Linked DNA regions of Homo sapiens: regions 2, 3, 4 and 5 are each linked to region 1. A link is a contact called in ENCODE Hi-C or POLR2A ChIA-PET data. All regions are on one chromosome and are shown on one strand. The core of a region is the stretch at or near the end of the contact, and the rest is flanking DNA. Distances in the headings are between cores, read along the strand shown.

Region 1 (4,178 bases), core at 1,679-4,178:
TGCACCCCAGCCTGGGTGAAAGAGCAAGACTCTGTCTCAAAATAAATAAATTAATTAAATTAAATTAAAATTAAAAAAATTAGCCAGGTGTGGTGGTGCATACCTGTAGTCCCCACTACTTGGGAGGCTGAGGTGGGAGGATCACTTGAGCCCAGGAGGTCAAAGCTGTAGTGAGCCGAGATTGCACCACTGCACTCCAGCCTTGGAGCCTTGGCAACAGAGAGAGACCCTGTCTCAAAAAAAAAAAAAAAAAAAAAAAAAAAAAAGAAAGAAAGAGAAAGAAAGAGAAAGAAAGAAAAAAGAAAAAGAGGCCAGGTGCAGTGGCTCATGCCTGTAATCCCAACACTTTGGGAGGCTGAGGTGGGCAGATCACTTGAGGTCAGGAGTTCGAGACCAGCCTGACCAACATGGCGAAACCCTGTCTCTACTAAAAATACAAAAATTAGCTGGGTGTGGTGGCAGGCACCTGTAATCCCAGCTACTAGGGAGGCTGAGGCAGGAGAATCACTTGAACCTGGGAGGCAGAGGTTGCAGTGAGCCAAGCATGGGCGACAGAGTGAGACTCCATCTCAAAAAAAGGAAAAGGAAAGGAAAGGAGGAAGAAACGAAGAAACGAAGGAAGAAAGGAAGAAAGAAAGAAAAATAAAGAAAAGAGAGAGAAGAGGGAAGGGGAGGGGAGGGGAGCAGGGAAGAGAGGAGAGGCTGGGCCCAGTGGTTCACACCTGTAAGCTGAGGTGAAGGAGTTTGAGACCAGCCTGGCCAACATCGTGAAACCCCATCTCTACTAAAAATACAAAAATTAGCCAGGGTTGGTGGCACGTGCCTGTAATCACAGCTACTCAGGAGGCTGAGGCAGGAGAATCGCTTAAACCTGGAAGGCGGAGGTTGCAGTGAGCTGAAATCGCACCATTGCACTCCAGCCTGGGCGACAGGGCAAGACTCCGTTTCAAAAAAAAAAAAAGGAGAAAGAAACAAAGAAAGAAAGAAAAATGCCTCCCCAAGGTGACAGACGAGCTAAGCCAGGCGAAAAGTCTAAAGAAATTCAAGTGCAAAGGCCCTCTGGCAAAAAGGTCTTGGCAGAAAGGTGGTCAGTGTGCCTGCTGCACTGAAACTGCTCCTGTAAGGCAGGGATCCTATAAGGTAGGCCTTGAATGTCATGATGGGGAGCTCGGTTAGGACCCCCATGATAGGTAGGAAGGCAGCTGGAAAGAGCAGTTCTGCCATTTTTACGGATACATTCATGAGCCATGATGGGTCGTCCTGGTGGACCTCTGGAGCCTGACCTGGGTCCACGTTTGAGGTCTCCGACTTTAGTGACCCTGGGAAAGTTACTTGAGTTTCCTCATTTGAATAGCCAAGGGTTTCTCGTGTTTGATGCCAAATGCCTTGTGCGGGGATTGGCTCCAAACCTCAGCCTCATCAGTCAATTTATCCTTACGTTCAAGAGCAGCCATTTACAAAACGAGCTCAGAAAATTAAAAAAAAAATACAAACTTTAAATCGCCAGAATACTGCATAAACTAAAAGTAGGCCGGGCGCAGTGGCTCACGCCTGTAATCCCAGCACTTTGGGAGGTCGAAGCGGGCGGATCACCTGAGGTCAGGAATTCGAGACCAGCCTGACCAACATGGAGAAACCCCGTCTCTACTAAAAATGCAAAAATTAGCTGGGCATGGTGGTGGGCGCCTGTACTCCCAGCTATTTGGGAGGCTGAGGCAGGAGAATTGCTTGAACCCAGGAGACGGAGGTTGCAGTGAGCTGAGATCGCGCCACTGCACTCTAGCCTGGGCGACAGAGCGAGACTCCATCTCAAAGCAAACAAACAAATAAAAACAAAGTAAAAGTAAATTCCCCAGGCAAAGCTGATTATATTGCTGGGATAATCGACTTTGTCACTGCAGTCTCACTTGGTACTTTAAGAAACTCCATCTTGATCCTAGGTCTGGGTCGATCTGGGCGTTCCTGCTAATTTTCTGTTTTAAAAACCTAAAGCAATAAAAATGTTGATATTGACATTTATCATTTTTATCCTCGCCCTCTGCCTTGTTTTGCTGGGAGATCTGTTCCACTTGGCTGAGTTTAGGGAGGGCGGGGAAGCGGGGGAGAAACCGAGGCGCAGGGTGGAGAAAGGGAGAAGCCTTGCAGACTGAACACATGAGAAAACCTGGAGAAGGGATTCGCTGCTGCTTATTTCAGGGAAGAAAACCGAGAAGTGAAGCACAGAGGGGTCAGGTTCCGGGAGCGGCGGGAAGGTTGTAGGGGGCCCCAGGGCAGGTCCTGGAGCTCAGGCAGCCGGCACCGGGAGCCCAGCTCAGGCTGCGGGGTGCAACCGGGCAAGAGCGCTCGGGCTGCCGAAACGGGAGGAGATCAGAAAAAGGAGAGACATGGAAAAAAGGAGAGGAAGAGGAGCAACACTCAAGAGGGAAGGAAGAAGGCAGACACTGAGGAACGCCCGCAGGAACCCGCAGACAAGCAGAGAGCCGGGCTGCGCTGGGAGCGGGGCCCGCGGAAGGGGCGGGGCGCCAGGCGGCTCGAGGCCAATGGGAGGGCGGGCCGGGGCGAGGGCGGGGCACTAGGCGAAACGACGCCAATGGGAGGGCGGGCCGGGGCGAGGGCGGGGAATTAGGCGGTGCGAGGCCAATGGGAGGGCGGGCCGGGTCCTCTGGGCTGAGGCGGGGTGCCAGGCGGCACGAAGCCAGTGGGAGGGTGAGTTAGGGGCAGGGGCGGGGTCCCAAGCCAATGGAAGGGTGATACCGAGAGGGCGGGGCGCCAGGCGGCGAGAGAGCCAATGGGAGGCCGAGCCGAGGACCGCGGGCGGTGGGCCTCCCCCCGAGAGGAGGGAGACCCGGAAGGCGGTGGGGGCGGGGAGTGGAGCTGACAACCTGTCAAATCCACTTTGGGACGAACTAGGTCACGCGCTCCGCGGGTCGGGCACCCCCGCCCGCCAGGCACGGCCGCGGCTCCTTCCTCTTCCTGCCCGCGGTAGTGGGGGTGGGGCAGGCCTCGGGACACCTGCCTCCGCCGCCGGCCGCCGGCCGCCGTCCTCGCGCGGCTTCCCGGGCGGCTCTGCCCCGACCGTAGACTCCCGGCCCGCTCGCCGCGGCAGGAGCCGTGGTTCCGCGGACCTGGGCGCGCTCTCTCCCTGGCCACTGGGAGACCCCCCGCGGCCTCGCGGGGAAAACCTCGGGACTGCCCCGCGCCCCCGGCCGTCTCTGCGTCGCTCCTTCTCGCCCGCGACCGTGGACTCGTCCTCGCGAGCCTGGGTTGGCGGAAGCTGCGGGGGCCGGGGTCGCACTACTTGGCGCGGAAGGGCCGGCGGTGGGCGGAGGGATCCCCGTCCGCGGGGTGAGCCGCTGGGCGGAGCCGGGAGGAGCCGCGAGGATCCGCAGTGGGGAGCCGGGAGGAACCTGGCGCCGGCACCCACCCGCCGCGCCCACGCGTGCCGCGGTCGCTTGTTTCCCGCGGGAGCCCGGCCGCGCTCGGGGGGAGGCGCGCGCGCAGCTGGGGCTGCCTGGGTCTAGGAGCTCCGGAGCCACCGTTTTGTGCCCGTGGAGCCGCGGGGAAGGCGCACGCGCTCGGGTCTTCCCGGCGGGTCGTCCTGCACTTTCTCCCTCTCCGGTACGGACCGCGGCGTTCTGTTTCCAGGCAAAGGAAAATAAGTCAAAGACTCAGAAGGCAGCCTGAATCCAGGGCCTGGGATGCAGGGTTTGCTGGAACGCCAGCCGGTGCGATCGCGCCCCTGGGATTCCGCTTAGCCCGCGCGTCCATTTCCCTGCATGGTGGACTCAGTAAAGCCGGATCTGTCCAACGCCTGCAGCGTGGATGTGGAGGCGGACTAATCAACTAGTGCTCTGTTATTATTTCTACCCATCCCTTTTCTCCATGCTAATTTGCTTAGAACTTTAACATTGAATGGACAGCAAATGTCATGTTCTGTTTAATTATCACTCCTTGACCATTATGTTAATTTCTTTCCCTAACAAGGTGACGCATTGTTTTAAGTAACAATGACCAACTCATCTACTCTTCTTCCAAATTGTGTAAATTGAAGGGTAAAATGTGGGAAAACGCTAAATTTGAATGCTAAATTTGAACATTTCACACAACAATAATTTGAAATGCTTCTTTGCAATATTATGGCGTTTCGGAACAGATAAAAATACTTCATTTTCAGACAT
Region 2 (4,178 bases), core at 570-3,069, 940 kb before region 1:
CATGGTTACTTCCTGGCTGCAGCTGTTAAAGCTGCCACCTATGCATCCCCTCGGATTCAGCACCGCATCGCACAAGAGTTCCCCTACGACTCTAGGCACCCCGCATCTCTAGCCAAGCTTCTTTCAGCCCTTAATTTCCCCCCGGCTCTCGACGGAGAGGTGGTAAAAGGATGAGTAAGCATGCAGTGGCTGATCTTGGTCAAAGAGCACAGACCCTGGCACAGGCGGTGGAAAGCGCAGTTGGGGAGTGCATCCAGTGAGCGGCAGGCAGGTACAAGCTTCCCATGACAGATAGTCACCCCGTTCCGCAATCACGGGAGCCTCGGAACCCTCGCTTTCACCTCCCCATCCCCTCAACTGTGGCCCGGTGCACGCCTTCTATAGACAGTTACTTCAAAACAGCCCGAAAAGATGAACTAATTTCTCCAGGCTTCCGGATGTCGGGAGACAATACAGCCTCACCCTGAAGCGTGTCTAAGTTCAATCGCTCTGGTTTCACACAGGCCAGAAAACCGCTCGTTCTGTAACACCCCGTCCGCCCCCCAACCCGACCCTAAGCCACCTTATTCAGCAATAAGGCGACTGCTAGGAACTGTTTCAAATGTATGTCAACCTTTTGGGGGAAGAAAAAGAAAACAAAAAGACTTTGGAATTACTTCAACAGCCTGGTTGCAAGTACCTGACCTTATTCCTTCCCGAACAAAAATAGGGCACCGAGAGATCAGACATTCCTTTTTCTCTGTCTTCCTACCCAGGCCGCCAGCAGCATCTCGAGGGCCTCCAGAGGGACCTCTTTTGGGGGATCGCCTAGGTTTCCTATGCAGAAAACTTGCGTTCAGTGCCCAAACGTCCTCTAAATCCCTAGTTTTCTTTACAAGGGTAAACTTCACCACAGATGGAATGAAGCCGAGGCGCTGCTTCCTTTGTTAAAATCCCACGGACTTTCTTTTCCTTACATCGGGGGCGGGGTGGGGGAGACCGCCAGCCCCGGTCACGCGCGCCCGCGGCGAAGGCGGGGAGGCAGGTGTGACTCCCTCGCGGCAGCCTCTAGCGCGGCTCCCCGGCGCCGCCTCACTTCCCCAGACGAGACCCGGACTCCTCGGCGGCCGACGGCCCCCGCCCCGCGCCTCCCACGCCCTCCGCCCGGCCGCCACCTGCCCGCCCGGCCCGCGGAGGGCGCCCAGCTACCGCGGCTCCTCCACCGGCGCGGACGCCGCCCCGACCGCCACCACCTCCGCTCAGAATGGTGGTTACGAAACGCGCGGCCCCCGCCCGCCCCGCCACATGGCCGCGCCGGCTCCAAACTTCGCAGGCCCGGCCGCGACCCGGCTCCCAGGCGAGGCCCCGGCGGCGCGAGGAGGCCGCGCGGCCACCGGCCACTCACCCACAGACCGGTAGCCCAGGATCGCGATCTTCCGGGACTTGGACTGCGGCATCTTGGCGGCCTCCTCAGCCCCGGCCCAACCACATCAACCGCGGCGGCGGTGGCTCCTGCTGCTGTGATCGGCGGCGGCCGCGCCGGGAGAGAGCGGCATACAGAGCAGGGGCGGCGGCGGGCGCGGCTGCCTCTCGCTCGCTAGCTCGCGCGCTCCCAACCGCCCGGAACCGACCGCGCGGCGGCGCCCCTCCCCCCCACAACACGCCCACGTGACCGGCCGGCGTCAGCACCGCCCCTCTTCGCGCCGTGGCCCGCCGCCTCCGCCCCCCGAAATACGCGGGGGGTGCGTCGGGGCGACGTTTTACTTTAAAGGCAAAAAAAGGGGACGCCGCGATGCCCCCAGAAAAGTCACGACTGAAACTCGCTGCGTCATGACCCTCCCACCTTCTTCCGCCGCTTTTTAATTACGCCATTCTCCCCGAGCGCCGATTGGACAGCTCCTGCACAGCCGCGCGATGACGTGTCGGAAACTCCATCTCCCATTGGGGGAAACAAGGAGGCGGGGAGGGGGGGGCGGGGCTGCCCGCCCGGGAGCTAAAAATACACCTCGCTGCTACCGCGCTGTTGGGCGCCGGCTAGGTTTGAAGGCTTCAAACTTCCAACCGGTTAGGGGCGGGCGGGAGAGGCGGAGAGACAAACGGTGGCTCCCTGGTGATTGGCCAGAACGGAGCGCAGGGCGGGGCAATAGGTGGGAGGTGCGGTGATTGGCGAAACGCTAAGCGGTTGGCGGGTTCGCGCCCGCTGAGCCCGTGAAGGGCGCGAGGCGCGTGGCCTGGGCGGGTGGGCTGGCTCCTCCCTCGGGGTTTTTTGAAAATTCTCCTTGAGCTGCGTTAGCGTTCGTGTCTGGGTTTGAGGATGTAGTGGTGACTAAGCGTCACCGACGGCCGAAGGACTGTGGGAAGCATGGAGTCTGCGTTAATTCAAAGTGTTAGGAATTTCATTAAAAACAGGGCGAGCCTCGTCAGTTCTGGTGTCCGCTTCGCTTCGCGCGGAGCTCGGCGCACCTCCTGGAACAGCGCCGGGGCGGGAAGCCGGTTCTCCGCCAGCACCGGGGCGGCTGGTGCGGCGGGCAGGCCCGAGCCGGGTGCCAGGAACGCCTCGGGCCGCGGTGTGGACGGGCGGAGACCGTGGTGTGGGCACAGCCTTCCCAGGGGTGCAGTGCAGAGGGGCGCGGGAAGGGAAGCCCGGCCGGGAACGCAGGTGCCGTTGAGGGACCAGCCTGCAGGCAGGCCCGGCGTGGTGGCTGCTGGAGGGCTTGGCACTTGCCGAGTTAGCAGAGACTCCGCCGCGCCGGGGAACCCGCCCCTATTCTGCCCAGGCTGTTTGGCAGTGGGGACCTGCAGAGGCCGGGCATGGCCCTTCGCCCTTTGCCAGTGATCGGTGGGGAGGAATGAAGCCAGGGGAAGCTGAGTGGCAGGCCTTGTATTCCAGCGTAGGAAGGTTTAGAGGTGACTGGAGTCGACTTGGAACACCCAACCCAAGAGCGACTCCCTCCAGCTTTCCCACGGAAGCACTCCGATGAGGGGCTGGGGTGTGCATTCTTGTCCTCGGGGATCTACAGATGGAAGCCCCAGGCAGCCAGCCAGAAGTGATCAATGTCTGGAAGTTCTATGTTTCCATGAAATGTTGAGGTTTACGCTATAGTTATTTTAAGTATTTTAAAATAAAGGTCTTAAAATGCACTCTCCTGTAAAATGTGTCGTTTTTATCCTGTGGATTCGGATACCCTCACCACGGTGTTTTTGAACAGATGCTACTAAATTCCTTGCATTATAAAATCAGTTTAGTTTTACCTTTTTTTAAAAAAAATAGAACAGAATAGAAAACTGCGTTATGCATAGTAAGGGTAAGTATGTGTCCTCATTAGTACAGTGGTGAGTTAAAAAAATGAGTAAGGGTAAGTTTGTGTAAGTGCACGTGTAGATATATATGTTTATAGATATGCTATATATGTATTATTGCATGTTGGGATTTACTGTAGTTTCTTTCTTTTTTTTTTTTGAGACGGAGTCTCTCTCTGTCGCCCAGGCTGGAGTGCAGTGGCGCAATCTCGGCTCACTGCAAGCTCCGCCTTCCGGGTTCGCGCCATTCTCCTGCCTCAGCCTCCCGAGTAGCTGGGACCACAGGCGCCCGCCACGACGCCTGGCTAATTTTTGTATTTTTAGTAGAGATAGGGTTTCACCATACTGGCCAGGATGGTCTCGACCTCTCGACCTCATGACCCGCCCGCCTCGGCCTCCCAAAGTGCTGGGATTACAGGCGTGAGCCACCGTGCCCGGCCTCATTGTAAAGTTTCTTACAGTGGGTTGCTTCAAAAAGTTTGAAAGCACTGCCCTAGCCTGAGAATATTGGTAATCCAGATGTGAAGCACAGTTGTAAAGGACAAATTCATTCAAAAAGTTTTCCAGGCTGGGCGCGGTGGTTCACACCTGTAATCCCAGCACTTTGGGAGGTCGAGGCAGGCGGATCACGAGGTCAGGAGTTCCAGACCAGCCTGGCCAACATGGTGAAACCCCGTCTTTACTAAAAATACAAAAATTAGCCAGGCGTGGTGGCACATGCCTGTAATCCTAGCTACTCAGGAGGCTGAGGCAGGAGAATTGCTTGAAACTGGAAGGCGAGGTTGCAGTGAACTCAGATAGCGCCACTGCACTCCAGCCTGGGCAAAACAGTGAGACTCTGTCTCAAAAAAAAAAAAAAAAAAGTTTTCCAGTTGCTGTCTTCAAGCCCTTTAATGTAG
Region 3 (4,178 bases), core at 1,152-3,651, 840 kb before region 1:
ACAAAACAAAACAAAACAAAACAAAAAACCAACAAAAATAGTTTGAGATATAATTCACATTCACAGGTTCGCCAATTTAAAGTGTACCATCTCTGTTGCCCAGGCTGGAGTGCAGTGGTGTGATCCTGGCTCTCTGCCACCTCCACCTCCCAGGCTCAAGCAATCCTCCTATCTCAGCCTCCCAAGTAGTTGGGACCACAGGCGTGCACCACCACACCCGGATAGTTTTTGTATTTTTTTTGTTGAGATGGGGTTTCGCCATGGTGCCCAGGCTGGTCTTGAACTGCTGGGCTCAAGGGATCCTCCCACTTCAGTCTCCCGAAGTGCTGGGATTACAGGCGTGAACCACCATGCCCGGCCGGTGTGCTTTGATCAACGTTACTTTTAAAGATCTCTGCATTTATAGTTAAGAAGCTTCTCTTCTTTCTAAAGCTTTGCATTTTCTCCCATTTTTTCCTGAACAGACTTGACAAAGGTTTATCCACTTTACTGACTTATCCAAGAACTAAGTTTTTGTTTTTATTAAGCATGACTACCTTTGTAGTTGATTTCACTGATCTATGTCATTTCAGTAGACTTTAGGAGGGAAGAGAGGTAAGTGAATATATTCAGCAAACCGCTGAGTCACAAGAGTGGCAGAGCAATTTGGTGAATTCATTCTGATGAATTCAAGATGGGCACTTCATCCAAGTCCCCGCAAGTGTCCTGAAGTTTGAGACTCTGACAAAAGGCTATCCTAACTCACAATGAAACACTGGAGTTTCGCAGAGATTACACATACGTCCATAAATGTGTGCACCTCTTTGGGGTTTTGCAATATAATGGATCTTTCTGTTGTGCGTCCTCTGACAGTTTCTACTATGGCGTGCCATTGTTTTTACACTGTGTGACAGCACTGACAAGAATTACTACTGCAAATCAAAACACAAAAAAACCATTGGCAGAGCCATTACAATAAGTCACCAATAGAAGATGTCAGGTAGCAAGCCAGTGTTCACCAATGGGGACTACTCAAGGTACTCCCAGTTCAAATGGGAGGCAATGGAGAAGACAGAAGCATCTAGACCAACCCTAGGTCAGAATTGTTACTGCCTTTCTTGTGAGCTTGAACAAATTGATACCCTTGAGCCTGAATTTCTTCATTTGTAAAATGGTGACACACCATCTTTCCTGAGAGCATTTCTCAGGAACAGGGATAAGCACAAACATCCAATCGCAAAAGCTGCCAACTATATGTGGCATACATACCTGTGTCCACATGGGGCAAAGTCTGACAGTGCAGAAGAACAGAATCGCTGGAATCACTTTAAATTTTTGCTCGGTTTCTTCTTGTCTTCCTAGTCATCATCGCAGTTACTGCTGATGGAGACTGTACTACATCCCAGGCCCTCTAATGCAGCGGTCCCCATACTACATCCCAGGCCCTCTAATGCAGTGGTCCCCAACCTTTTTGGGAGGGACCAGTTTCATGGAAGACAATTTTTCCATGGATGGGGGAGCAGGGGGATGGTTTCAGCATGAAATTGTTCCACCTCAGATCATTTGGCATGAGTTAGAGTCTCATAAGGAAGGCTGGGCACGGTGGCTCACGCCTGTAATCCCAGCACTTTGGGAGGCTGAGGCAGGCAGATCACGAGGTCAGGAGTTTGAGACCAGCCTGGCCAACATGGTAAAACCCCGTCTCTACAAAAATACAAAAATTGGTTGGGCATGGTGGCAAGTGTCTGTAATCCCAGTTACTTGAGAGGCTGAGGCAGGAGAATCGCTGGAACCTGGGAGGTGGAGCTTGCAGTGAGCCGAGATTGCGCCACTGCACTCCAGCCTGGGCAACAGAGCAAGACTCTGTCTCAAAAAAAAAAAAAAAAAAAAAAAAAAAAGCTCATAAAGAGTGTGCAACCTAGATCCCTTGCTTGTGCAGTTCACAATAGGGTTCGCGCTCCTATGAGAATCTAATGCTGCTGTTGATCTGATAGGAGGCGGAGCTCGGGAGGTAATGCTCGCTCGCCTGCTGCTCACCTGCCGTGTGGGCCGATTCCTAACAGTAGTGGTCTGTGGCTAGGGGGTTGGGGACCCCTGCTCTAGTGGATATCATGCCCATGTTATTTAATCCACATATAATCCTCCTGGCTAGGTACTATTATTATTTCCAAGTTACATATGAAGAAACCAAAGCTTTAAGAAACTTACTAAAGTTCTCACAGTTATTAAGTAGAAGAAATGAGACTCTAAGGTGAATCTGACTCATGCTCTTAATTGCTATGGCTCTAATTACACATGCATTAAAAAAAGGGGGGTTACATCGTATGTATGTATAAGCTTCAAAGCTAGAGAAGTCAACGTGAAGACTGAGAGCCAAGGAAAGAGGGTAAATAAGCGTCTTACAATGCGCATGTGTGTACTGGGGAGGAGGTCTTGACGGAACAATGAAACATTCCACTTCCAAGAAAATGTGGAAAATGATTCATAAAATAACAACTTATTGCTAGCAACTTCCTGTCAGTTACAAATGACCAAAGTACAACCTAAAATAAAATGAATCAGTTAGCATGATGTTCAGAAACCTCATTGATGTTATATAAATTCAGATACATGGGAAACAGCTCCAAGTGGGACAGAAGGCAGCGTGTGTGTGTGTGTGTGTGTGTGTGTGTGTACATATATATATATTTTTTTTTTCAGATAAGGTCTTGCTCTGTTGCCCCAGCTAGAATGCAGTGATGCCCTCATGGTTCAGCACAGCCTCAACCTCCTGGACTCAGGAGGCATGGGACTCACCTCCCATGTCTGGCTAATTTTCTGTATTATTTATTTATTTTTATAGAGAGAGGGTTTCGCCATGTTGCCCAGGCCGATCTCGAACTCCTGGACTCAAATGATCCATCCACCTTGGCCTCCCAAAGTGCTGGGATTACGGGGTGAGCCACAGCACCCGGCCGTGGCAGCATATTAAACAGATTAAAAAGTGACTAAAATTTAGCCAAAAGGTTCCCAGACTAGTTCCCTTCCCCCAAAATCGCTCTTCCCTTTTCATATCAGAGATGAACCTGGCTCTGTTCCCCCTAACCTTAGCACAAGTGTAATCACGGCCATGAAAGGAAGGTGTCAAGGCGATTTCCTCGGATGCCAGATTCCGCAGGCGAGCCATCCCACTCTACCCACTTGCTACTGCCTTCAGTTATTCAACTGCAAACGTCACAAGCCCTGATGTCACCCACCGTCGGGTGGAGAAGCCTTTCACACCTCCAGGGTTCACTCAGTCATTTCACTTCCTCCGTTGCTCCGCCCTCACTGCTCTTTGATTAGCGCACCATCAACATGGCAAATGCAATTCCTCTCATTTCTCCAATGCCTCAAATAGAAATGCCTTATGTCTTTGTAAGAAATAACATTGACCACCTGAAGTATGGCAAGCCTAGGTGCCACAGTAAAAGCATAAGCTCCAAAATACATACGTTCATTTGTGTGACAAATGTTTACTGAAAACCAAGTTTCACTCATCCCAGTGGCCTCAAGACCTGGCAAATATTAAGATTTCAGTCTCCATCCTCACAGAGCTTACAATGTAATGGCAAATAAATGGGAGGGGCTACTGGGAAACACAAAGAAGTGCGTCCCCCTAACAGCACCTATCAATTGTGAGGGATCATGAGATAGCATGGGAAGTCTTCATCGGGGCTTCTGGGAAGGCTTCCCTGAGGAAGCGACATCTAACCTGAGACTTGGAGAAAACGAGCAGGTGGCCAAAGGAGAGGAAGGAATGATTCAAGGAGCAGGAGCTGTCTGTGTAAAGTCTGGCAGGCCTGGAGGAGCAAGGCAGTTTGAGGAAGCTGATGAAGGCCAGAGTAGCTGGAGGGAAATGCAGGGAGGAAAGAGGCACCAGGTGAGGCTGGGGAGGGAGGAGAAGGGGGCAAGGAGGGCGTGCCGGGAAGTGCGGACTCCTACAGGCAAAGGAAAAGTACCGGAGGCTTTAGAAATGAAAGCGATGGGATTAGAAATATGTTTGAAGGAAATATCTCCAACAGCAGCATGGCAAATTAATTGGAGGGGGCAGAGCAGGTGCTGGGAGAGCTTGGCTGCTGGAACGGTCCATAGGAAGATGACACTGGCCGGGAGTGAGGGAGAGAGGTGAACAAGCCGGAAGCAGCAGCAAGGAGCTGTTCTCTTGGACCTGGAGTCAA
Region 4 (4,178 bases), core at 684-3,183, 590 kb before region 1:
AGCCAGGGGTCCAAGTTTCCAGCCCCAGAGCTTTCCAGCCAGGGAGGGCTGGCCCAGGGCCCCTGTGGGGCTACTTGGCATCAGGTGTCTGGAGACCCGCCCCTGGACTCCACCCTCTTCACCCAAGCGTTAGGCACGTGTGGGCCGGAGTTTACACAGGAGGACCTTAGCGGGGCGTCTAAAAGAAGGGTGGCTCAGCAAACACGGGGCAGTGCGCCCTGGGATTCACAGTGGGAAGTGAGTGGCCTGCCTCGGCCATGCCAGCTGCGCCTGACCCTGTCGGGAAGGATTAGCTTTAATGAGGGGTCCGGACAGCCCATTCACTGCGCACTCCCACCCTGCCCCGGGAGAGCAAAATAACTTTCTCTACGGAGCACTCTGGTGTGTGTGTGTGTGTGTGTGTGTGTGTGTGTGTGTGTGTGTGTGTGTGTGTACACAAACATTTACTTGGTTGGCTGAGGCGGAGGGTGTGACCCAGTGGGCCACACCTCCCACCGCCCTACCCCGCTACGTGGAGGCGAGGAACAGTGGCCGCGGGCTACCGGGGCGCCTTCCGAAAAGAGAACCACTACGCGGCCCGCCGCCCCTCTGGCTGGACAAAGTGAAGCCGCAGGCAGATCCGAGTCGCCAATGTCCTCCCGGGCGGCTGGCGCGGACGGGGCTGAAGTTCAATGCAGCCTGCACGGATTAGGGAGCTCCGAGCCCCCAAATACCACAGAGACCCAAAGTACACTCCCGGGGCGGGGGAAGGGAACGGCGGCAGAGGAGACCCCCGCTCCAGGCCCAGAAACGCCCGGAGAGAAACTGGAGCGGAGGGGGTGCATTGGAAGACGCAGCTACACAGCTCCCCCCAACCCCCGCCCCGCTGCTTTCCCCACCCACCGCCCCTCCCCTCTCCTCCCTCCCCTCCCCTCTCTCCGTCTCCAGCAGCCGAGCGCGGGCTCCACCTCCCCGGAGCGCAGTCCACACCGTCCCTTTTCAGCAAAACAACACAACGCACCGCCCCCCGCACCCGCACCCGGCTGGATACCGGGCTACGCCCAGCCGCCCACCCGCCGCGCCCGGCGCCCCCTCTAGTCTGCAGCCGCCCAGCCCCCGCCCCAGGCGGAGCCCCAGCCCTGGCTGCACGCGGGCAGAGAGAGAGATTGAGCCCCGGCTCCGCCAGCCCAGCTCGGGCCCTGTCCCTCTACCCTTTCCCCAAGCCGCCCGAAGTGACAGGAGGGGCACGCACGGCGCGCGCGGGGCGTCCAGCGTTAACCGCTTCGGCGCCGGGGACGGGAGCGACAGGAGGGCTGGGGAGCAGGGGACCGAGTGCTGGGACTCACCGGAATGTGCACGCGCAGCGAACGCCTCTTCTGGCTGGCATTTTTCTTGCCGCCGCTCCCGCCGGGGCTGGAAACATCTTTTTTCTTCTTGGTGTCCATAACCGCGCTTCCCATAACTCTAACCAGAAGTTGATTCTGCGAAACTCCTCGGGGGTTCGGTCCCCTCCTTCCCTCCCCCGGCCGCTGCCTTCGGACTGGAGCCGCGCGCTCTGTTACACCCTGAAGCCACCTCGTGGGGACTTCCGCGGAGAGGGAGGGTGAGCAGGGAACTCGCGCGGCCGCCGCCGCCGCCGAAGCGCCGAATTCAAGCGTCCTTTCCTACGGAACCCTCGTAGGCAAATCAGTCAAAGCCCGTCCCGGTTCTGGTGTCTCCCCGGGTTACTCGTGGCTGAGGTCTCCCGCTGGGTGACAAAGTTTTCTTCCTTTTGCAAAGCTAAGAAACATTTTCCACCCTCTCGGCTCCTCCCACAGATTCCCAGAGGTAATCTGAAAGGCAGGTGCAATTAAAACCAGCAATTTGGAAAACAAGCCTCCTATGCCTGTGCCCAAGTGGGGAATCTGGAACCAGTAAGCCCGTTCGTGCATAAATGTAATCCTCGGCCGCAGAATAAACCAGCTCGGAGCCTGCAGCTGGGTCCGTCCTCCTTTCTGGGCGAGAGGGAGGGCGGCGGGGGAAGAGGAGGTGCAAGGCGAGCCCTCTGCGCAATTAGGCTACGGGCGGCCGCTGGCAGAAGTTCTGGCGGCGGCGCTCGCGGCCCTGCGCGCCGGAGGGGGCGCCCGGAGTCCAGCGGGCCAAGAAGGGCAGGGCGCCCGCTCCTCGCCCCCCGCCGCGCCGCGGCCCCAGGGGACCGCAAGGGGACAGTGAGGGGCCGGGCCTGGCACCGACGCAAGCTCGGGGAGCGCGGGTGGTGGGAGGCGGCGCGTGTTGAACAGGAAGTGCGCGGCGTGCAGCGCCACCGTCCCGCTCCCCGTCGCCCCACGCCGCCCTCGTCGCCGCGCCCAGACCCCTGCGGCGGCCGCAGCCGCTTGGGACTCGCTGCGAGCTGGTTTCGGATCCATCCCGCCTCCCGGCGTCTCACTGTGTGCCCTACCCTTTGAAACACGCCCCCGCGCCCGCCCTGCCGTAGACCAGGCAGCGAGGAAGCCCACAGTCTCCGGGGGCGCTGCGCGCGAAGTAGCACGTGCTTCTCGAAACACCGCAGCCCCCGGGTCCCGCCCCGCCCGGCGCGCGCACTCGAACCCGCCCAGAGAGCGGTGCGTGGCGCTGGGTGCGAGCAGGGTCTAGCCACCCCCACCCTCACCCCACCCCACCCCACCCTGCTTTTTTCAGGTTCATCAAGGTTTGCGCAGTGGATCCGCGGTAAGTGCGTGTCCCCACGCCGCGGGAAACGTGGGGCTCCTGAGACTGCGGAAAGAATTGGGAGAAGGGGAGGGCTCGAAGACCCGGGCGAGGGTTCCCGGTGCGGCCCAGGTCCTTTAGAGCCCCGGGTGGGCATCCAGTACCGCCTGCTGCCGAGGGCCCTAGAGGGGTTGGGGGAGGGGGCTGGTGTGTCCCCCACCCCCAGATGCGCCCCAGGATGGCGCGACCTCGGCTCCCTGGTGGAAAGTAGGGGGAGTGCTGGCTTGGGGGTCGCTTCCCCTCCTGCTCTAGTTTCTGAGGATGTGATGACCCCAAAGGTCATTGGCGCTCCCAGAATGCTGACGTCAGCTCAGCCGCTCCGAGTAATCAGTAATGCAGGGAGGCCACCCGCAGAAAGAACGCGACAGGGGTCGCTTTGGGGACACCATAGGGCCTTTACTCCTTTTGAGGTGCGTGCTTTCGCAGGACTCCCTCCCCAGAGGAGGAGGCATGATCAGCCCACCCAAAGGATCATCTCTTAGGAAGCAGGCGTGCGCCCACGCAGGGAGAAGCATCCTTCCTTTCAGCTGCTTGCCGGGTGGCTTTTCCAACCCGAGTTCCAGCAGCTTGCACAAAATCCTTACAGCTTGGGTGGTTCCCTGGCTCATAGGGGTGGGTTTATATTCTTTCTCCTTCTCCTCTGCTCTCTGGTCCAGAATGAAGCCAGCCTGGAAGATCCCCAGTCTCGAGACAGAGCCTGACAGGGGCAGATGCACTGGAAGGACCCTGTCTGGGTTTAGCAACCAAGCAGCCATCCTGGCCCCACAGGTGTGGGACTTCTGGGTCTTCTCCTGGCTGGCTTCTTGCTAGAGGATTTCAAGAGACCCAGCAAGACTGTATTGTCCCACTGAATGCTCAAGATATTGGTTAGAAGTAGAAAAGGGGAGGGGGTAGTATTTAGCCTCTGTCCCCACTAAAAATTATTCCCAATTGTCATTTGTGTCATCTGTTTAGCTTACAGTTTTAATCCTTGTCAAAATGATCATTTGCCAGGGTGCATAAAACACCCTATTTGATGAGAACTGGTTTTAAAGGAAAATGGGGCCATCAGAAGGAAGCCGGTTGGTGTGAAGAGACGTCTGGGAAGAGCCCCTGGCGAGGGCCCTCATTCCACTGGGTGACCCAGAAGGAGAAAACCGCGATGGCGCTTCTCATTTGAAATGTTTTCTTTATGGACAGTGTTTAGCAATTGTTATAATGTGTACTTTTGTTGATTGATCTGTATACATATGTAAAATAATTTGTTCTCTGAGTTAATTTTGTTGGAACAAAGACTTTAGTGCTTCCTACATTAAAACATTTTACTGTATTGCCTGCATTTTAAGAGCCTTTTTTTAATTTTTAATTTTTTTGGTCCTTGTGATATGACGAGGTATAAATTCTGGGTTTTGTCCAGGGTTCCTGGCTTAGCACTCTCGTCGCCCTCATCACAGTCTCTTGTTATAATGTTGGGG
Region 5 (4,178 bases), core at 956-3,455, 530 kb before region 1:
CTCCCACAATATTATACTTTTGAAGTTTTTCCTTGTGTTTCTGTTTCATTCATTTTCCTCTTCTGTATGCTATTGGTTGTATAAATATCACAACATATTTACCAGTTCTCTTATTCTGGGACATTTAGGTTATTTCCATTTTTCCTCATAACAAACAATGCTGTGGTGAACACACTTGGCCTTGCCTCCTTGTCTGTATATGGGAACTTTTCTAGAATATCCTAAAAGGGGAGTGCTGGCTCATTATACTGGGCTTCTTCAGCTTTACTGCTCATAGAGGATGGTACTACGTTACCTTCCGACCGTCAGCAGAGCTCTTTCCTTTCCTGTCATCTGTCCTCCCAGTGGGCAGCCAGGTGGAAGGAGCAGTAGCCACCATTAATCGAGCCTTCACCATGTGCCAAGCACCAGGTTACACGAATTGCCTGAATTTTCTTGTTTTAAAATGACAACAATCTTATGGGGGCAGCATTAGCAAGCCTGGTTTACAGGAAATCAGAGAAGTCCCGGACGCTGCCCAAGGCCACACAGATAATGAACTGCAGAGCGGAAGTGAAACTGATGCAGCCTCACCTGTCTGATCCCGAGCTGCTATTTGACCACTGGGCTATAAAGATGGTGAAAGACTTACCTGTAGAATTCTGGGATGGCGGAGGACACATCTTCCTAGTGAAGTCTCTAAGCCAGTTTGGTGAGAGCTGAGAACGAAGATCAGAAGAAAGAGGCTGGGTGCGGTGGCTCATGCCTGTAATCCCGGCACTTTGGGAGGCTGAGGCAGGCAGATCACCTGAGGTCAGGAGTTCGAGACCAGCCTGGCCAACATGGCAAAACTCTGTCTCTACTAAAAATACAAAAATTAGCTGGGCATGGTGGCACATGCCTGTAATCCCGCGACTTGGGATGCTGAGGCATGAGAATCACTTGAACCCAGGATGCAGAGGTTGCAGTGAGCGAAGATCGCACCACAGCACTCCAGCCTGGGCAACAGAGTAAAACTCCATCTCAAAATAAATAAGTAGATAAAAATAGTTCGAAGAAAGAAGGAATAAGCCATTTAAATGTTTTAATTATGAAAGTCATTATTATACGTTCAAAAGAGTATATTTAATGTTAATGTATAAATAAGGAACAATAATAAAATGAACAGATGGCAAGAAAGGAGTGAGAGAAATGGAAATTAAAGGTATCTAGATACCTAAGAAAAATAGACTTCAGTGTGAGAAAATAGCAGTGGAGGATCTGACAGCATGCATCCGTTTTCCTTGCAATTACTCAGGCTCAGCGAGTGTTTTTCGACAGTGCAGGAGTCTAAAGCTGCTTTGCCGTGTGCTCAGAACAGCTGACCTAAATCTGGCAGGACAGAGGAGTGGGGACCATCACATCAATGAGAAAAGGTGGAGTGTGCACCTGCCTGGAGACAAAGCAGAAATGGAAATAAGGGCCAGGTGGAAGACAAGAAGAGGGAAAAGGAAGTGTATTCTCCAGCTGGTCTCTCTGCTCAGCCCTGCAGGAGCTGGGAATTCCTCCTGAGCTCCCTGGGGAGCTGTCTGTTTTGCCCTGGTTTGACCAGAGCCTGACCTGAGCACTTTGCTTTTATTTCTCCCTGTTGTGTGTGTGTGTGTGTGTGTGTGTGTGTGTGTGTGTGTGTGTGTGTTTGTTTGTTTTTGAGATGGAGTCTCGCTCTGTCGCCCAGGCTGGAGTTCAGTGACATGATCTCGGCTCACTGCAACTTCTGCTTCCCGGGTTCAAGCAATTCTCGTGCCTCAGCCTCCCAAGTAGCTGGATTACAGGCATGTGCCACCACGTCCAGCTAATTTTTGTATTTTTAGTAGAGATGGGGTTTTGCCATGTTGACCAGGCTGGTCTCGAACTCCTGACCTCAAGTGATCCACCCGCCTCAGCCTCCCAAAATGCTGGGATTACAGGCATGAGCTACCGGCCCCAGCCTCTCTCCTTTTATTTTTAAGGAACTAAGTAATGCAAAACTCAACGGGCCTAGTATGCCATCTGGTAGTGAACGTCTAGTTGAATTAAAGATGAAAAGTGCTAGGGTGTTTGTATTGTTTCGACTAAGACACAGAGGTATAAGTTGTATTTTAGAGTTGTTCATGTTTACTTTACTTGAAAACGAAATGACTTCCAAAATAGAGGAGTCAAAACAAACCAGAAGTGAAAGTTAGCAAGTATTACAGGAAGTGGAAAGGAAACGAATGTGTTGCTATGGAAGTGAAACTGCTTTTTAAACAGCGCATCAAGAGCAGAGTGGGTAAAGCAGGTAGTTTTCTTGGCATGAGTAAAGGATATAGGTCATCTTATGTGCTTTTATACAATAAAAGTATAACTGATACCTTGATCTTAACTTTGTTAAACTGTGAAAAGAGAAAGAACTTGGTGATGTTAAGATACCTCGATACCTTTAGCTTCATCAAAAATGGGTCACGTGCCTTAACCTTGACTTACTCATTTTTCCTACCTTCACGCCTATCATTTCCCCACTTAGAATGCCTTTATGCTACTCAGATTTCCCATCAGAATTTCAACCATCCTATTAAGGACTTTGAAAACCTGACTTAATTGTTTTTTGTTTTTTGGGGTTTTTTTTGAGACAGTCTCACTCTGTCACCCAGGCTGGAGGGCAGTGGTGTGATCTCAGCTCACTGCAACTTCTGCTTCCCAGGTTCAAGTGATTCTCCTGCCTCAGCCTCCTAAGTAACTGGAACTACAGACATGTGCCACCAAGCTCAGCTTATTTTTGTATTTTTAGTAGAGACGGGGTTTCGCCATGTTGGCTAGGCTGGTCTCGAACTCCTGACCTCAAGTGGTCCGCCCGCCTCAGCCTCGCAAAGTGCTGGGATTATAGGCATGAGCCACTGCGCCTGGCCCTGATTTAAATTTTTTATGGAAGTATAAAAATCCATGAAATGCTAAGTCAAACTTGCTCAACTAGGAATTAAGATACAACACAAAACCAAGGACAGACACACAGACCAGGGGAACAGGAGAGGGAGCCCAGAGAGAGACTATATTACATGGGAATCATTACATGATAAAGACAGCCCAGGAATCAGTGGGGAAAGGACGAGTTACTTGTGGATATTTAGAAGTCATTTCAGTGTCTGCAGGGGTAAAAAACCAACATCACATACATAGGACTATTCAAAATGAAGCCAATACCGAATATGAACAGTAAAATGATAAGTTAACAGAATATGGTGATGACACACTTCCTTGCGATCCAAGGGTGGGGAAGGACCTCTTAAAATTTCAAAACACAAGCTGTAAGCAAAAAAAAAAAGGAAGATGATTTTTAGTACATCAGAATGAAAAATTTCTGGTCAACTAGTGGCCCACTGACAAAGTTAATTCAGGCTTTTATTCAACATGCTTGGCTTTATGGCACTTCCCAGATGTTGCATTTCTTACAAATAGAAGGTTTGTGGCAGCCCTGCTTTGAGCAAGTCTGTTGGTGTCATTTTTCCAACAGCACATGCTCAGTTTATGTCTCTGTGTCATATTTTGGTAATTCTTGCAGTATCTAAAACTTTTTCATTATTATATCATTGTGATGATCTGTGATCAGTGGTCTTTGATGTTACTACTGTAGTTGTTTTGGGGGTCCCATATAAGACAGTGAACTTAATTGATAAATGTTGTATGTGTTCTAATTGGTCCACCAGCTGGCCATTCCTCTGTCTGTCTCCCTCATCTTGTGCATCCCTGTTCCCTGGGGATTGAAATTAGGACAATTAATAACCCTGCAATGGCCTCTAAGTGTTCAAGTGAAAAGGAGAGTCACAGGCCTCTGACTTTAAATCAAAAGGTAGAAGTAATTAAGCTAAGTGAGGAAGGCATGTCGAAAGCTGAGATAGGCCCCAAGCTAGGCATCTTGTGCCAAACAGTTAACCAAATTGTGAGTGCAAAGAAAATGTTCTTGGCCAGGCACGGTGGCTCACGCCTGTAATCCCAGCATTTTGGGAGGCTGAGGCGGGCGGCTTACTTGAGGTCAGGAGTTCAAGACCAGCCTGGCCAACATGATGAAACCCCATCTCTACTAAAAATACAAAAATTAGCCGGGCGTGGTGGTGTGCATGGTGTGCACCTGTAATCCCAGCTACTTGGGAGGCTGAGGCAGAAGAATCACTTGAACCTGGCAGGTGGAGGCCGCAGTGAACTAAGAT

What was found. A loop is a pair of places that touch in the nucleus more often than their neighbours do. ChIA-PET counts read pairs that join two places held with the same protein, here RNA polymerase II (POLR2A). Pooled maps may share reads with other maps.
Region 2: a map of naive thymus-derived CD4-positive, alpha-beta T cell shows a loop between it and region 1 (5-fold over the local background). The contact joins the promoter of RHEB here to the promoter of LINC01003 in region 1. A Hi-C loop is called at or near these places in 1 of 168 maps with a recorded cell type or tissue (naive thymus-derived CD4-positive, alpha-beta T cell), 5 of 37 single-sample maps with no recorded cell type and 13 of 50 pooled maps. POLR2A ChIA-PET finds 5 or more read pairs at or near these places in 2 of 52 experiments (OCI-LY7 and activated B cell).
Region 3: a pooled map shows a loop between it and region 1 (3-fold over the local background). The contact joins the enhancer-like site here to the promoter of LINC01003 in region 1. A Hi-C loop is called at or near these places in 2 of 168 maps with a recorded cell type or tissue (OCI-LY7 and naive thymus-derived CD4-positive, alpha-beta T cell), 7 of 37 single-sample maps with no recorded cell type and 13 of 50 pooled maps. POLR2A ChIA-PET finds 5 or more read pairs at or near these places in 2 of 52 experiments (activated B cell and activated naive CD4-positive, alpha-beta T cell).
Region 4: a map of B cell shows a loop between it and region 1 (6-fold over the local background). The contact joins the promoter of PRKAG2 here to the promoter of LINC01003 in region 1. A Hi-C loop is called at or near these places in 5 of 168 maps with a recorded cell type or tissue (B cell, CD4-positive, alpha-beta T cell, CD8-positive, alpha-beta T cell and 1 more), 2 of 37 single-sample maps with no recorded cell type and 17 of 50 pooled maps. POLR2A ChIA-PET finds 5 or more read pairs at or near these places in 1 of 52 experiments (naive thymus-derived CD4-positive, alpha-beta T cell).
Region 5: a loop to region 1 is called in a pooled map, with 8 times the contacts of the local background. The contact joins the enhancer-like site here to the promoter of LINC01003 in region 1. A Hi-C loop is called at or near these places in 9 of 50 pooled maps. POLR2A ChIA-PET finds 5 or more read pairs at or near these places in 2 of 52 experiments (K562 and OCI-LY7).

Annotation. Positions count from the first base shown.
Region 1 is chr7:152,461,196-152,465,373 of GRCh38, forward strand. It overlaps LINC01003 (long intergenic non-protein coding RNA 1003), which reads left to right and starts at 2,929. Exons shown (of 1, transcript NR_027387.1): 1 at 2,929-4,178. RefSeq lists a silencer at 2,561-3,580 and enhancers at 2,853-3,354, 3,355-3,854.
Region 2 is chr7:151,518,076-151,522,253 of GRCh38, forward strand. RHEB (Ras homolog, mTORC1 binding) reads right to left here and starts at 1,820. Exons shown (of 8, transcript NM_005614.4): 1 at 1,385-1,820. The coding sequence starts at 1,436. RefSeq lists silencers at 1,031-1,140, 1,071-1,500, 1,211-1,330, 1,501-1,660, 1,831-2,180 and 1 more.
Region 3 is chr7:151,621,515-151,625,692 of GRCh38, forward strand. All of the region lies in intron 5 of PRKAG2 (protein kinase AMP-activated non-catalytic subunit gamma 2), which reads right to left. Among named protein-coding and RNA genes, the nearest start is that of RHEB, 100 kb to the left of the region's middle. Within about 2 kb of position 2,402, at least 2 of the 41 ENCODE cell types and tissues checked have a DNase peak (open chromatin) inside an H3K27ac peak, as active enhancers do.
Region 4 is chr7:151,875,182-151,879,359 of GRCh38, forward strand. PRKAG2 (protein kinase AMP-activated non-catalytic subunit gamma 2) reads right to left here and starts at 1,934. Exons shown (of 16, transcript NM_016203.4): 1 at 1,326-1,934. The coding sequence starts at 1,439. It overlaps PRKAG2-AS1 (PRKAG2 antisense RNA 1), which reads left to right and starts at 1,861. Exons shown (of 3, transcript NR_038926.1): 1 at 1,861-1,959; 2 at 2,656-2,685; 3 at 3,381-4,042. RefSeq lists an enhancer at 677-796 and silencers at 987-1,126, 1,187-1,236, 1,999-2,428.
Region 5 is chr7:151,934,211-151,938,388 of GRCh38, forward strand. No RefSeq gene overlaps it. Among named protein-coding and RNA genes, the nearest start is that of GALNTL5, 20 kb to the right of the region's middle. Within about 2 kb of position 2,206, at least 6 of the 41 ENCODE cell types and tissues checked have a DNase peak (open chromatin) inside an H3K27ac peak, as active enhancers do.